Linked DNA regions of Homo sapiens: region 1 is linked to region 2. The links are chromatin contacts, found by Hi-C in ENCODE. All regions are on one chromosome and are shown on one strand. Each heading gives the region's core, a stretch centred on a gene start or an enhancer-like site at or near the end of the contact. The rest is flanking DNA. Distances are from core to core; before and after follow the strand shown.

The links. Hi-C counts contacts between places; a loop is a spot of excess contacts on that map. Pooled maps may share reads with other maps.
Region 1: a pooled map shows a loop between it and region 2 (4-fold over the local background). The contact joins the enhancer-like site here to the promoter of VKORC1L1 in region 2. A Hi-C loop is called at or near these places in 1 of 50 pooled maps.

Annotation. Positions count from the first base shown.
Region 1 is chr7:66,098,309-66,101,477 of GRCh38, reverse strand. No RefSeq gene overlaps it. Among named protein-coding and RNA genes, the nearest start is that of CRCP, 15 kb to the left of the region's middle. RefSeq lists an enhancer at 712-1,273. Within about 2 kb of position 1,362, at least 38 of the 41 ENCODE cell types and tissues checked have a DNase peak (open chromatin) inside an H3K27ac peak, as active enhancers do.
Region 2 is chr7:65,871,679-65,875,295 of GRCh38, reverse strand. It overlaps VKORC1L1 (vitamin K epoxide reductase complex subunit 1L1), which reads right to left and starts at 2,222. Exons shown (of 3, transcript NM_173517.6): 1 at 1,731-2,222. The coding sequence starts at 1,924. RefSeq lists enhancers at 721-1,272, 1,824-2,375 and silencers at 1,441-1,510, 2,058-2,237, 1,951-2,450, 2,471-2,530.

The DNA of each region.
Region 1 (3,169 bases), core at 113-2,612, 230 kb before region 2:
AAGGTCAGGAGATCGAGACCATCCTGGCTAACACGGTGAAACCCCATATATACTAAAAATACAAAAAAATTAGCCGGGCGTGGTGGCGGGCACCTGTAGTCCCAGCTACTCGGGAGGCTGAGGCAGGAGAATGGCGTGAACCCAGGAGGCGGAGCTTGCAGTGAGCTGAGATTGTGCCACTGCACTCCAGCCTGAGCGACAGAACAAGACTCTGTCTCAAAAAAAAAAGATAATAATAATAATATTTAAAACAATTTAGATGGGGGGGGGTCTCGCTATGTTGACCAGGCTGGTTTCGAACTCCTGGCATCAAGCAATCCTCCCATCTCAGCCTCCCAAAGTGCTGGAGTTACAGGCGTGAGTCACCATGCGTGGCCCATTTTTTAACATACTAGAGGATTGTGGCAACCCTGTGTTGAGGTAGCGTATTGGTGCCGTTTTTCCAACAGCATGTGTTCATTCGCTGTCTTTGTGTCACATTTCGGTAATTCTTATTGTATTTCAAACTTTATTACTATTTTTTTGAGACAGAGTCTTACTCCATTGCCCAGGCTCAAGTGCAGTGGTTTGACCATAGCTCACTGCAGCCTTGACCGCCTGGGCTCAAGTGATCCTCTTGCCTCAGCCTTCTGAGTAGCTGGGATGACTGGTTTGTGCCACCATTCCTGGCTAATTTTTAATTTTTTTTTAAATTTTTATTTTTGTAAAAACAGGGTCTCACTATGTTGGTCAGGCTGGTCTCAAACGCCTGGGTTTCTAGCAATCTTCCCGCCTCAGCCTCCCAAATAGATGGATTACAGGCGTGAGCCACTGCACCTGGCTCTTTTTTTTTTTTTTGAGATGGAGTCTCACTCTGTCGCCCAGGCTGGAGTGCAGTAGCCCGATCTCAGCTAACTGCAACCTCCGCCTCCCAGGTTCAAGCGTTTCTTCTGCCTCAGCCTCTGGAGTAGCTGGGAGTATGGGTATGAGCCACCAAGCCCGCTTGGCTGTTTCTTTTTCTTCCTCCCTCTTTCCTCCTCCTCATTCTTTTTCCTCCTCCTTCCTTCCTCCTTACTGCTGCCCCCCAAATTGCTGGGATTACAGGCATGAGCCACCGTGCCTGGCAGTTTCCGTCTCTTCCTTCTCCTCCTCCCCCCTCCCCTCCCCTCCTCCTTTACAGGCCTGAGCCACCAATCCATGTAGTTTCCTTCTCCTCCTCCTCCTTTACAGGCATGAGCCACTGCGCTTGGCTGTTTTTTCCTCCTCCTCCTCCTCCTCCTCCTCCTTTACAGGCGTAAGCCACCTCGCCTGGCTGTTTCCTCCTCCTCCTCCTTTACAGGCTGCGCCACCACACCTGGCTGTTTCTCCCTCTTCCTCCTCCTCCTCGTCCTTTACAGTCGTGAGCCACCTCGCCTGGCTGTTTCCTCCTCCTCCTCCTCTTCCTTCTCCTCCTTTACCGGCATGAGCCACCCTTCCTGGCTGTTTCTTCTTCCTCCTGCTCCTCCTCCTCCTCCTTTACAGGCATGAGCCACTGTGCCTGGCTGTCTCCTCCTCCTCCTCTACAGGCGTGAGCCACTGCAACTGGCTGTTTCCTCCTCCTCCTTTGCAGGCTTGAGCCACTGTGCCTGGCTGTTTCTTCCTCCTCTTTCTCCTTTACAGGCGTGAGCCACCACGCCTGGCTGTTTCCTCCTGCTCCTCCTCCTCTTCCTCTTCCTTTACAGGTGTGAGAGCCACCAGGCCTGGCTGTTTCTTCCTTCTCCTCCTCCTCCTCATTCTCCTCCTCCTTTACAGACCTGAGCCAGGGAGCCTGGCTGTTTCTTCCTCCTACTCCTCCTCTACAGGTGTAAGCCACCAAGCCTCGCCGTTTCCTTCTCCTCCTCCCTCTCCTCCTTCTCCCCCTCCTCCTCTTCTCCCCCTCCCTCCTCCCCCTCCTTTCCTCCTCCTCCCTTCTTCCTTTCCTCCTCTTCCACCTCCTTCTCCACCTCCTCCTCCTCCACCTCCTTCTCCTCCTCCTCCACCTCCTTCTCCTCCTCCTCTCCTCCTCCTCCCCTCCTCCTCCTCTCCTCCTCCCCCTCTCCTCCTCTCCTCCTCCTCCCCTCCTTCTCCTCTCCTTCTCTCCTCCTCCTCCCCTCCTCCTCCTCCCCTCCTCCTCCCCTCCTCCTCCCCTCCTTCTACTCCCCTCCTCCTCCGCTCCTTCTCCTCCCCTCCTCCTCCTCCCCTCCTCCTCCTCTCCTCCTCCTCTCCTCCTCCTCTCCTCTCCGCCTCCTCTCCTCCTCTCCTCTCCGCCTCCTCTCCTCCACTCCTTCTACTCCCCTCCTCCTCCGCTCCTTCTCCTCCCCTCCTTCTCCTCCCCTCCTCCTCTCCTCTCCTCCTCCTCCCCTCCTCCTCCTCTCCTCCTCCTCTCCTCCTCCTCTCCTCTCCGCCTCCTCTCCTCCTCCTCCTCTCCTCCTCCTCTCCTCCTCTCCTCTCCTCCACTCCTCCTCCTCCACCTCCTCTTCTTTCTCCTCCTCCTCTTCTTCCTCCTCCTCCTCCATCTCCTGCTCCTCCACTGCTCCTGGCTGTTTCTTCCTCCTCCTCCTCCTCCTCTTCCTTCTCCTCCTCCTCCTCCTTTAACAGGCATGAGCCACCACACCTGGCTGTTTCCTCCTCCTCCTTTACAGGCTTGAGCCACTGTGCCTGGCTGTTTCTTCCTCCTCCTCTTCCTCCTTTACAGGCATGAGCCACGGCCTGGCTGTTTCCTCCCGTTCCTCCTCCTCCTCCTCCCCCCCCCACTCCTCCTTCTTTCTTATGTATGTATTTATTTATTTATTTACTTACTTATTCATTTATTTTTAGACAGAGTCTCCCTCTGTCACCCAGGCTGGAGTGCAGTGGCATGATCTCAGCTCACTGCAACCTCTGCCTCCCGGGTTCAAGCAAGTCTCCTGCCTCAGCTTCCCAAGTAGCTGGGACTACAGGCTCCCGCCACCACACCCGGCTAATTTTTGTATTTTTAGTAGAGATAGGGTTTCACCATGTTGGCCAGGCTGGTCTCGAACTCCTGACCTCAGGTGATCCACCTGCCTCGGCCTCCCAAAGTGCTGGGATTACAGGCATGAGCCACCGCGCCCAGCCACTATTTTTTTATTTATTTTTTAAAGACAGAGTCTTGCTCTTGTCACCCAGGCTGGAGTGCAATGGTGCAATCTCG
Region 2 (3,617 bases), core at 973-3,472:
ATCAGCCTGCATATAAACTACCTGCAAAACAAGTTGATTTGTAAATTCATTTATTAAATGGGTAGTTTATAAGCTACTTGATTTTTGCAAGTAGTTTATAAACAGGCTGATCAAATTGAACAAATTTCTTAATTTCACTGTATACATGGCAAATAAGTTATCTACTCTTCTTATTAGCAAATCTTATTTTTACCTACCCTCCTTTGGCAAGCATCTAAGTTAAACTATTTTATGTCCACAGCTACACAATGAAACATCACTTTCAGTCACAACATATTAAATTCACATTTAAAACTATAAAGAGATCCAGTTACCTTTAGTCTTACATGTACTTATACATACTTTTAATATACTACTTGATGTTTTATGCACAAACATGCAGCTCTTGCAGGATATAACTATGAGAATATTTAGAGTGTATGCTAAATACACTTTTTTAAAGACAAGTCAATTTTTAAAAATTATTTATTTATATTTTATTTATTTATTTGAGATGGAGTCTCATTCTGTTGCCCAGGCTGGGGTGCAATGGTGTGGTCTTGGCTCACTGCAACCTCTGCCTCCCAGGTTCAAGCAATTCTCCTGCCTCAGCCTCCCGAGTAGCTGGGACTATAGGCACATGCCACCACACCCAGCTAATTTTTGTATTTTTGGTAGAGACGGGGTTTCACCATGTTGGCCAGGCTGGTCTTGAACTCCTGACCTCATGATCCACCCGCCTCGGCCTCCCAAAGTGCTGGGATTACAGGCGTGAGCCACTGTGCCCGGCCAAGAAAAGTCAATTTTAAGCACTTAAGCAGGCCAGGCGCGGTGGCTCATGCTTGATTCCCAGCACTTTGGAAGGCAGAGGTGGGTGGATTACCTGAGGTCAGGAGTTCGAGACCAGCCTGACCAATATGCTGGTCTCGAATATGCTAATAGGCAACAACGTTTAAAAGTCATTCCAATGCCTAAAACACCACCATATACATAACATACTTGTCCTTTACTCCAATGAAGCTTAAACTAGACCCAAACTCAGACCATTTCCTTCTCCTGGCACACTGAAACATACGAGAGGGAATCCAAGAAATCAGATATGTTAAGTGCGGGTATCTTCTTCCACAGTAGGGTCAAATTCGTGTTTGCCAGCAAATGTCACCGTCCCAGTTAAGTCTGCAAATTCTCACTAGCGCTGGAGTACAAAGAGGCCTGACCACGGAAACACCTGTCCTAGCACCAGGAAGACAGTGGGAAAGGCAACCCCCCTGTCTCCGCGCCGGCCCCAAAGCCTCGGCTGCAGCGATCGGGGGGACAAGAGGTTGCCGCTGGTCTCAAGGGTGCGGTGGACAAGGTCCCACACCCCCGGCCCGCCTCCCGAGAACCAGGAAACCTGTCAAGCCAGCCTGGACCCACCCTCCGCAGCCCCCTCGCGCTCCTGCACAGCCGGGCCCCAGCCCGCCCGACCGCTCCGCGTCCGCCCCGGCCTCCCGGCTGCACTCTGCCACCTCATCCCTCCCCGGCTGCCTCGCGGCCCCGCCACCTCCGCCCCGCGGCCTGGGCTCAGGCCGCCCCCCGGGCAGGAGCGCCCCGCCGCCGCCCCCCGCCTGGCCCCGACCCGACCCCGTCAGTTCCCCAGCGGCCCGGTCCCCGCCGCCCCCAGGCCTGAGCTCCCGCCGCGCGCTCCCCACCCCGAGACTCCACCCTCGCCCCGCTCGGCCGCTCCTGGCCCACTCCCCCAAGCCGGCTACCTGGAGGCAAGGGCGGCGGAGCACTTCACCCAGGGCCCCAGGTCGCAGAGGGCCCGGTGCTCGGGGTCCCGCTCCTTCTCCCGCTCCACGTGGTAGGCGTAGATGGAGAGCAGGATTCCGGCAGCGCACACTGCATACCGGGCCACCCGCTCCCACCGCGGCACCGACACTCTTAGCAGGACGGGAGCCGCCATCTTCCCGCCGCCGCCGCCGCCGCCTCCCTCCGCCTCCACCTCAGCCGCCGCCGCCCGTCGGGGCCCGACCCAGCCGCCACCGCCGCCACCGCCGCCTCCGCCGCCGCCGCCACCACCGCCGCCGCCGCCGCCGCGCCCCATTGGCTCGGTGGCCTGCTCCGGGCCCCGCCCCCACAGGCGCGCGGCCCAACCGCCCCAAAAGGAGTGAGGCGGACGGGGCGGGGAAGGCGCGCGCGGGCGCGGAGGGAGGGGGTGGAGTGCGCAACGGCCGAAGAGGCCGGATCGGCGGGCGGAGACTGAGGCGGCGTGGCGCTGCGCCGCGCGGCCGGTCGCGCGCGAGGGGTGGAGCCCGGGGGAGAAAGGGGTGGGGCAGGGGTGGGGATGGGCGGGGCAGGGGTGGGGAGGGGCGGAGCCAGAGAGGGGCGGGGCCGAGCGGGCCAGTGCGGGAGGGACTTAAAGGAGCGGTCTAACTAGCACATTGCAAGGATGCCACTGTGGGTGACTGGGCGAACCCTCGGCCCCTCCCTCTGGGGATGGCAATCAATTGCCATCCTTTTTCCCTTTTTCGTTGTATATTTCTGACCCAATCCAAATCAACCCTGGCCAATGCTTGGAGCTCCAGAGACCCACACCTATGACCTGATCTTCCCACCACCACCTTCGGTTAGACCTGTGCAAAACTTTTTTTTTAATGTGCAAAACTATGTTTTAAATTTAAAAACTATTTTTAAAAAATGATTTATGGACCGGGTACAGTGGCTTACACCCGTAATCCCAACACTTTGGGAGGCCGAGGCAGGTGGATCACTTGAGGTCAGGAGTTCGAGACCAGCCTGGCCTACATGGCGTAACCGCGTCTCTACTAAAAATACAAAAAACAAACAAAAACAAATTAGCCCGGTGTCGTGGTGGGCGCCTGTAATCCCAGCTACTCGGGAGACTGAGGCATGAGAATTGCCGGAACCCGGGAGGTGGAGGTTGCAGTGAGCCAAGATCGTGCCACTGCACTCCAGCCTGGGCGATAGAGTAAGAGTCTCAAAAAAAAAAAGAGAGATTTACGAATGCCTTGCTTTTCCGTAAGCTGAATTTGAAGTTGCTTACCATAACTCATATAATATAGAAAAATAAAGATGAGCTAATACAATCAGGACGAAGAAAAAGAAAAGTCAGAATAAAATGAAAGGCCAGGAATAAGAACACAGATAAGCAGGCCATAGGGGCTTACATAGTTATTAAAATTGCATCATAAATTTGGCTCTGAGCTTCCTGGTGGCCAAAACTAAAAGGAAAACAGATGTATGTGCTTTTTCTCACTGTCTTTAAGAAGAAACACAGGGTTCTTGGAGATTTTCAGTGTTTCCCTGGTTGCAGCTTTCAATTTTTCAGGGGCTTTATATAGTGATTTTGAATAATAAGCAATATCCTTGTATTCGTTATCTATTGTTGGGTAAAAATCACCCCAAATTTAGCAGTTAATAAACAATAAACTTTTTTTTCCCTCACAGTTTCCACGGGCTAGGAATCTGGGTGAGGTTAGCTGTGTCCTCTGGCTCAGGCTCTCATGAGGATACAATCAAGCTGTCAGCCAGGGCTGCAGCTCTCTCAAGGCTTCAGAATCCTCTTTCAAACTCACTTCCACTGCTGCTGGCAGGCCTGAGGTCCTCTCTGGCTGTTGGCTGGAGACATCATTTCC